3 separate regions of the Mus musculus genome follow, and regions 1 and 2 are each linked to region 3. A link is a contact called in ENCODE Hi-C or POLR2A ChIA-PET data. All regions are on one chromosome and are shown on one strand. Each heading gives the region's core, a stretch centred on a gene start or an enhancer-like site at or near the end of the contact. The rest is flanking DNA. Distances are from core to core; before and after follow the strand shown.

The links. Hi-C counts contacts between places; a loop is a spot of excess contacts on that map. ChIA-PET counts read pairs that join two places held with the same protein, here RNA polymerase II (POLR2A).
Region 1: a loop to region 3 is called in a map of left cerebral cortex, with 2.3 times the contacts of the local background. The contact joins two enhancer-like sites. A Hi-C loop is called at or near these places in 1 of 37 maps with a recorded cell type or tissue (left cerebral cortex). POLR2A ChIA-PET finds 5 or more read pairs at or near these places in 1 of 5 experiments (Patski).
Region 2: a loop to region 3 is called in a map of heart, with 1.9 times the contacts of the local background. The contact joins two enhancer-like sites. A Hi-C loop is called at or near these places in 1 of 37 maps with a recorded cell type or tissue (heart). POLR2A ChIA-PET finds 5 or more read pairs at or near these places in 1 of 5 experiments (Patski).

Annotation. Positions count from the first base shown.
Region 1 is chr3:65,585,154-65,587,983 of GRCm38, forward strand. No RefSeq gene overlaps it. Among named protein-coding and RNA genes, the nearest start is that of Gm34924, 5.7 kb to the left of the region's middle. Within about 2 kb of position 1,403, at least 1 of the 3 ENCODE cell types and tissues checked has a DNase peak (open chromatin) inside an H3K27ac peak, as active enhancers do.
Region 2 is chr3:65,454,529-65,457,384 of GRCm38, forward strand. The region is part of intron 1 of Gm34576 (a long non-coding RNA gene); the gene reads left to right. Among named protein-coding and RNA genes, the nearest start is that of Gm34576, 6.5 kb to the left of the region's middle. Within about 2 kb of position 1,408, at least 1 of the 3 ENCODE cell types and tissues checked has a DNase peak (open chromatin) inside an H3K27ac peak, as active enhancers do; it is heart, where a contact is called at or near this core.
Region 3 is chr3:65,862,076-65,864,971 of GRCm38, forward strand. No RefSeq gene overlaps it. Among named protein-coding and RNA genes, the nearest start is that of Gm35039, 65 kb to the right of the region's middle. Within about 2 kb of position 1,381, at least 1 of the 3 ENCODE cell types and tissues checked has a DNase peak (open chromatin) inside an H3K27ac peak, as active enhancers do; it is heart, where a contact is called at or near this core.

The DNA of each region.
Region 1 (2,830 bases), core at 153-2,652, 280 kb before region 3:
ACCAGGACTATAAATGAGCAAGTGACCGCCCAACTTATTTGCATAGAGCATGCTCTTCAGCACGGATCATGCCTATTCTTCTTAAATGCACTTTTCATGTCAATTTGATATTCAAAATCAGAATTATTTAAAAGCTTTTATGCGCCAGAGGCCATGTGATAGGCATTGGACTGTCACCCCCTGCCCCACCCAGGGGGCTGTGGGTGTAGGCAGATGAAACATGCCCTTTGTTCCCTGGACAGCTGGGTGAAAAGCTTATCCCTGTGAAGTTAAGAGCCCTGGGCAGAGGGCACCTCTTTCACAGGCCACAGGACCTTGGAGTCCCTGAAGAGAGTTGCCTGCAGAGTGTGTGCAGTGCGCATGCCTTTTCCCACCCTCCCTTACTAATGGGGGAACCGAGGGATATTTTTACTTATAAGATGAAAAGATGAACTTTCCACATCGTGACGGCTGGCAGACGAATCCTTCCAACGGAGCTCTACAGTACGATTTTGCTCTGTCTGTACTAGCTTTTTGAAGTCTGTACCCAGCTACTAAAGTGTCATAATTAGGAAGAAAAAAAATCTCTTCTCTCATGCCTCCCCACTAAAGTCCCTGCCACCATCTTCAAAGTGTCCAAATGTTGCTGTGACACGTCTGTGGTTGTTGTTCATCAAGTGTCTGAATTTCAGAGCTGTTCCAAGTCTCTAAAATATGTAGTTAAAAGGGATTCCAACCATGAGACATAAACACAACTAAAATCGGCCCTCCAGATATGTTTATGTGCAGTTCCATCCCCCAGGTTTTAGTCAATAAAATATTCAGCCATTTTTAGTGGAATGGACCAAGCACTTCCTGTAGAGGATACAAGAGAGTGGACACTACCGTTATGCAAACGCAGTGGCCGGCGGTTCCTGCTGTGGACAGACTCAGTGTAGCCTTAAAGCTTTTTTTGAGACAAGGTTTCTCTGTGTAACCCTGGTTGTCCTGGAGCTCACTCTTAATGCTTATTTTTGAGTGTGTTCTGTTTTACAACTTCCTACCCAATACACAGGAACCGAGGTACTCCTTTTCTGAATTAAAAATTTCAGGAAGCCTGGTGTGGAGGGGAGGGGTGGAATAGGGTGGGGGGGGGGGCGGATAGGGGACTCTACCATCCACTCTCCCACCTTCCCCAAGACGGTACCAGAAAGAGGCCTCCTGCGTTCGTCCAGCGACTACAAACTCGCTGGATTAGATCGCTTTCCTAGGTGATAGCCCAGGCTTTCCCCTCAATTGGATGATGAGTAATCACTTGAAAGGAAGAATTTAACACGGAGATCTTCCGCTTTAACGACAAGAACTGGGGTGTATGTAAATTACAGTCTTTCACTTCTCCGGCTGTGCAGATGTGACTCAGAATTCACACCACAGCTAATGCGGAGAGCGAGCTGGCTTCCACGTACACAAGTGTGCCAGCGTGTGGGTGGCCCAGGGCCGCCCTCCCAGGGTTTGAGTCCGCGCGTGCGTGTGTGTTCGGTGGGGGGAAGGGGATGTAGACAAAGCTGACTCCTGACAACTTACAAGAATATGTAACTAGCAAACCGTCTCAACAGCCTCAGCGGTCAAAACCTGCATTCCCTCAGCCTTAGAAAAGGACTGTGCTTAGCAAACTCAGTTGAGAGGGGCCAGCCATTCCAGTGGCTGCGGGATTCTCAGAGCAAGTGCGCCTCACCCAAGGTCCTGCTTGGAAACAAACAAGCTGGCCTTCGATCACAGGAAGGGAGTGGAACCTCCCTCAATGTGTCGGTTTTAATCTTGGTTCTGGGGGACATTAACTCCCTCTTCGTGGATCACTGATTGCTTTCAAAATACCAGGAATCATTATTTTACCTTACAGGGTTATTGTATGCTAGGACTAATTTAGCTAAGGCTTGTAGAAGCCAGTAGATGCTGAATGACCTTATTAGTTCCCCTTTAAAAAGCTCTTTAGCATCCCTGGGCAGCTGATTTGATGAGAAGTGCCTACTTACTGTGACCCTCATGTGTAGTCCTTCTTCGAACTCAACCTCCCAGGGCTTTTTAGTCCCTTTGATGAATAAGTACTGCTTCCAAATGAACCAAACAGTAAGCAGGGATGTGAATTTTGTCTGTGGGAAAAAAAGAAAATCAACCCCAGTGTTCAAGGGGGAAAAATCATGCTAATTAGAAGGGAGACAAACAGTGAGCCTTTTAGAGATGGGACAGGCGAAGGTCTGGCTTTTAAGTGTAACCTAAAGTGATGGAGATTCAAGTTGAAGAACTTGCTCATGTCCTCAAGATCCTTCCCAAGGCACTGTCACCATCCCCTTCCTTTCTCCTCTCTGCTCTTCTCTCAGTGCCAAACAGAACAGCTATAGGCATGAGCCTGTGCAAGACACATCTGTGCATCTTGGGTGGTGCAGCAAGCACAGAGTTCAGGCATGCCCCTCTCTGCTCTGCCATGGCACATTCTGCTCCTTGGAGGGAAGTAATCTCAGAATTACTATACTCCCAGAAGCCAGCCCTCAGCAAAGAGTCTCCTGGACCTCCATGCAATCTCTCTGTCTGTCTCTGGGGATACACCAGGGTGTGCCCAGCTCATTTTGCATGACGGTTTTAAAGCTGCTGTTTATGAGTGTTTTAAATTTTTTACTTAATAAAGGAACCGATGCTTTACAACTGGAGATCAGTTGCTGATTAGCATCCATTCCGCCAACGGTTGTAGCTGCTGCTCATCTTTCCGAGGTCTGTGAGCCCACAGCTGTCTCTCCTCTCCTGTGTTTTCTCTGAAGCAGTGTGTCTCTGCACTTCCCTCCAACTTTGTTTTGGCTTAGTAATTCTATCTTGCTTA
Region 2 (2,856 bases), core at 158-2,657, 410 kb before region 3:
AATCAGCTGGAATACCACGAGAAGTTCTTTAGCACATTTCTCTCTACAAAGTGAAGACCAGAGAAGCTTCGCATGGCATCACCATGCAAGAGCATCCTTTCGCTGTCTGTGGGGTTCTACTCACACTCTTCCCAAACATCAAGCGACCTCTAAAGCGTCTGCTTCAGCCAAACATCCTCTCACACAACAGCTTCCAGAAAAACCATCACATGGCACAACTGAGTTTCTGAAGAAACCAGAAATTTCCACTTCACAAATCCATACTTAATTTTTATACAACGTATCTGACATTTATGCTGTAATTCATATGACTAATACAGGTAAATTGTAACTGTGTAATTATGGGAGTAAAAAGATTAGTGGATGTTGAGTCTAATCAAGACACTACAAACAACTGAACACAAACAGGAGCTTACATTTTCCCACAGAAGAGTTTAATCTGCTGTGCCTTCATCTAATCTTCCTACTTTGTAACTCAAAAGTCAAATATTTCCCAAACTCTGTAAAGCTGTCTGTGATTCAGCAAAAGTGTTTCCCTTGTGATATTCTGTTATCATCGTCCCCATGATCCAAGGAGATGGGGGGTGGGAGGGAGGTGCAGTTCACTTCTGAGGACTCTTGCCTATAGGATAACTACAGCAGCCTGTACAGGATCACTGACACAGGGTCTCACTAAGTCAGTAGTTCTTGCTGTCCTAGAACTTGCTATGTGGACCTCAAACTCAGAGATCCTCTGCTTTCCTGATCTCAGTTTCCCCAGTGCTGGTATTAAAAGTGTGTACCACCTCACCCGGCCCCTGCCACAGTCTTAACTGACACAGAACCTACCACCTCTTTGCCAGGGGTGGAGGCGTGGCGTGGGGATAGGAGTGGGGGTGGGGTGTAGAGGTTGGGGGAAGACGAGTCAGAGCAGAGGCTAGAATTTTCTGTGAAGGAAGACTGGAAGGAAGGCCTATGTCTACTTCCTGCACCAGAAGGGAAGTTGATAGTATTTAGATCTACTTCCTGCACGATTCCCGGATCTTGCTGGGATGTAATGACAACCTCAGCTCTACATGAGGAAAACTGCAGGAGGCGAAAATTAGTGGAAAACGATCATTAAACAATTCCAGAAAGCTCTAGACTGTAAGCGAAGTGTAAAATCCTTTCTGAAGCAGTGCTGGGCCTGGATCCGGGCACAGGCAACCTCACTGCTGCTCCTCCCTGAATGGCTGGCAGGATGAAACACCCGGGATGGGACGCTGGGACCTGCTGATCGTGCAATAATTCCAAGACTATTATCAGAGTCAAGGGCACATGCTCTGGGCGGGGAGTAGGAGGGTAAGGAGATGTTTCCAATCAACTCAAATGGCTCCATACTGGAGATGAAACACTTCAACAGCGGCCAGGGGCCTGCGGGCCAGGACCAGCAAGCACTGCCTGTGCTTAGAAACTGTGGGGACTGGGAACAGATGGCTTGGCTGCACACTGCTCAAGCCAATGTTCCAAGACTGAGCTCTCCCTGTGCAGGGGCTCGGGGCCTCTGCTTTCAAAACAGGCAGGAGGACGTGCTTTGTTCCCGGGAGAAAGTACAAAATAAAAGAACTTTGCCTACACTCCGCTAAGGGAGGGGGCAGGCAGGATGCCAACTCCTGAGAAAAAGCAGGACTGCATCTCCTTGCACTGAGGGATCTGTGCTCAGTGGGGAGGGAGCCCCAGGGCAGCTGCTAGTTCTCAGTTTGCCAAAGTTCACCCACTTGAGTATTGACTTCTGGCCACTTGATAGGCAAGAACAAATCCCTCATTTGAACACTAATACTGACACTATTCTCAGAACTCAATATATAAACTTGCTAATTTCACTTAAAATTCTTTAAGGAAAAAATGCAGAGGGAAAATTCTTTTCATAATCTCAGTCGTATTTAAACAGTTCCATTGTACACTGCCAGTAATTGAATATACGTGTTTGTAAATCAGAACATACCAGAGTTGTGTGACCTAATCTTTAAAATTTTTATTGAGGTCGAGGACACAACATTAGATTTAGCAACTTATTTTTAAGGGCTCGTTTCAATATTTGCACAGTCACACAAATGTATTACTAGACGATCCTTCTAAATTTTTCATCTTACAAAACTGACCTTCTTGGATTGGCTGCAGCTCAGTAGGGGAGTGTTTGCCCCACATGTGCAAGCCTGCCAACCCCTACCCTGTGACAATGAGAAACTCCATGCTTGCTAAATATGTATTCCCCAGCCACAGACACCCCCCCACCCCCCGCACACACACACACACACACACACACACACACACACACAGCTTTAAACCACCACCTGTCAAGGGTCAGCTTGTGTGATTTTGTCAGCCTTCATCTGAGCAGCAGTAATACACTGACACTGTCCTCTTGTGAGAATTATTCTCTTAAGTATAATGTCTCAACGTTTACCCAGTCTGTAGCAGGTGACACATTTCTTTTCCTTTTTTCTTTTTTTTTTTAAAGAAATATTATACTGTCATGAACAACACAGAGGTCTTTTAATTTTTAAATGTTTTAAAATTGTGTGTGTGTGTGTGTGTTATTCATCTGTAAACACATACAGAGGCCAGCGGAGGACCTCAGGTGTCCCCTACCATTCCTCTCTACTTTATATTTTAAGACAAGGTATCTCCCTGAACCTGAAGTCCCCCCTTTTGCTAGGCTGACGAGCAGCAAGTTTCTAGGCTCTACTGGCCTTCTGTGTCCAGTTCTGAGGCTATAGGCACACACAGCCAAACCTACCTTTTTCCTGGGTGCTAGAGATTGAAACTAAAGTCATGCTTGCACAAAAAGCACTCTTAACAGTTGAGCCTCCTTCCCATTCTTCGTATGTCTATACC
Region 3 (2,896 bases), core at 131-2,630:
TAGATGAAGGGGGGGGGGGGGTGAGTCCTCTCTCTGGCCCTGTAATTACTTTCTTTGTAAGCCTGAATACCCAATCAGATGAATGTCTTCTCCACGCATCTTGTCACCTTTAAACAAAGGAATCTGGAAGCCACAGCAACATCTGTGTCCAAATATAGCCAAGCCTGTTTATTTTATTTTAATTGAAAATCAAATGACTTTAGATGAACAAATCATTTAGAAACAGCACATTTTTAGGTAATTCTTAAGATCATTTTGCCAACCAAGAAAGCAGCTTGATGTCAGGCTGTCTTCATAGGATCTTCTGAGCTGTGATGCTATCAGCGTGAAATCAGGGAGAGCATTCAAAAAAAAAAAAAAATCAGGGATGGCTTGAAGTGATTTGCACAAGAATTCTCGTTCCACAGGAAACCCACGTTCTAGACACAGGCTGACCCTTCCCTTGTAAGTAAGCTCACTCACGTCATTTGCTTACTTTTTTCTCAGCACAATTAAAGATGCAATTCATTAAAAGTCACAAAACGTTGTTTTGACAGACATTTCTATTAATGCTAGCAAACACGGAGCCAGTTCTAAGCCAACGCCGCCCTCACCTCTGCAAGTGGGAGAGTGGCTTTCAGACCCTCAGAGTTCCCATGAGTGACTCACACCTGCAGTGATCTTCCAGTCTGGGGTCTGGCCTGACAAATGCTTATTCCTTTAGGCTCACTGTGGTTTCTTTTAGAGGCAAGCCTGTGTGCTCAACAGTTTATGAAAGGGTAATAGGAACAGGAAGATAGTCGTGTTGTTTTTTCCTCGACCCTTGAGGATTAAGAATAAAAATTAAGCCAATTAAGGGGCCCCGATTGCCCTGAATGTCTTAGGAGGAAATGACTTTTTAAGGCATGTGGGAGTTATTAAAAAAAATATATCCCTTGGAATATTTCCTTCTGTGTGTTGATACACAGAGGCCTGTGGAATGGGCTCTCAGAAGGAAACAGTGACTTGGATAGAAACCACGTTGCTGTTGTAAATAGAAAGAGGTCAAGAGAGAGGTCGTATGCAGTTTTCCAGTTATCTTCTCATTGTGAGAAGTCACTGAATTCAGATACATCATGAATACTCTGGATAATGAAGGATCCCCCCAAACCATGTGTGGTAAGAAAAACATCAGGGATCTTTCTTTTTTTTTCTTCCTTCCCCCCCTCCTCCCCTTTTATTCTATTTATTGACATTCACCTTGAACCGTACAGTTTGGTTGTCATACTTTTCGGTGTCTGATGTCACAGGCAAACCATGCAGTATCAATGAGACTGTGACAGGCCGGAAGAGAGAGGCTTAGCCTCGCCTTTTGCATAGCACAAACAGCCTAGTGTGTTGGTGTGAGGCTGATTGCCTTGTGAGGGACCGGCCTCCTGCCTGGGATGTTCTCCGTCCTCTGTCTGCCCCCTAGTGGAAAGGTGAGGAATATGTGGGAGTTCGCTGAGGGTGTCTGAACGGAATCTGAAGTAAGGCTTCTTGAGACCTTCCTTCTACAGCCCCGTTTTCAAGCATGGCCTCTTCTTCACTCGGAGGAGAAGAACGCCAGCTCATTGAGTATTCTGCAGCCTCCCTAGAATGAATACCTCCATTTTGGTGTGCTTTTTCTAAGGCCTTCAGTCTGCCTGTGACAACCCTAATCCCCACGTCACGACACTTTCGCATGTGCAATCAGCGCCAGACACTTTTCCCAGGACGTGAAAATTATTCTTAGAGTCCCACAAACTAAAGAGTCCCACAGCACAGTGCTGTGCTGTTGAGCATGCTGCCACCACAAAAGCCCTGCGTTTCCCAGAATGTGTCTCTGGGATTTGTCATTTATTCACGAGAAACCTGCTGGTTGCCAGACACTTGGTTCTGGAGACACACAAACACTTGGCCAAGGCTCCTTCCTAGGGAAGCCTGTGGCCCAGAGAAGGAACAGTCTATCCTTGATTGCCACAGGATTCGGTCTGTGTTCCTACATACCCACGCTGCGCTGCAGTAGCAAAACCCATGGGGGCAGAGCCAGGGGATTGGTTCCAAATTCTAGTCACAACAAAGCTAAGCCAGCGAGTGCTTTGTTCAAATGACTCAGGTAGATAAATGAGGCCAGCACAGGCCGTCCTGACACCACACACCTCTAGAATGCCCTGGCTGTGCTCGGAGCCTCTGATGTCACCCGGTATTTTCATCCCTCCCCAAGTCAGAGTGTTCTGTGTCAGCTATGCGGATGTTGCTAAGGGGCTGGCCAGTTTCGCGGTGCGCTCCCTTAGCCGACCTGCATGCTCTCCCTGCTCTGGTGGCAGTCGGCTCGTGCCAGCCCTCCGCACTGCTTCGCTCATTTCAAGCCTCACTTTGGTTTTTGTTTTCTTCTTGAATCCCATTTTCTGCATTGCTGATTCCCAGATATGAAAGACCTAGAAAGGACGGATGAGCATTTCAATGACCCCAAAGCACTCTGTGTCGGGTATACAGACTCATACTTAAGGGTAATGGTGTTATTATTGGTATCGGAAATGCTGGAAGAAGAAAAACAAGATTGATATTCGAGGCTTCTGGCTCATGACAAGAATTAATGCAGAGAGGGTGGAGTCAGTGCTAGCTTGATAGTGAGACATCCAATGCAGGAGGATGCCTGCACAGAGCCCGGACAAGATGGCCTGTTTCCTGGGCCTGAGGTGTTGTGTTCCTCTCTCACTGATGCCCAAATTGGGTGAATGGTCATCTTCGCTAGTCCTCTCAGGCCTCCTTGAGAAACGGAATTGGGAATGGAGGCCAATTAGCCACCACCATACTTTTAGATGTAAGATATTTTAACAGATAAGAAAAGAGTATTTGCCATTACAAAACTTCTGAGAGAGATGGCAATCTAGGAGAAGTGGGACATAAAGGGAGG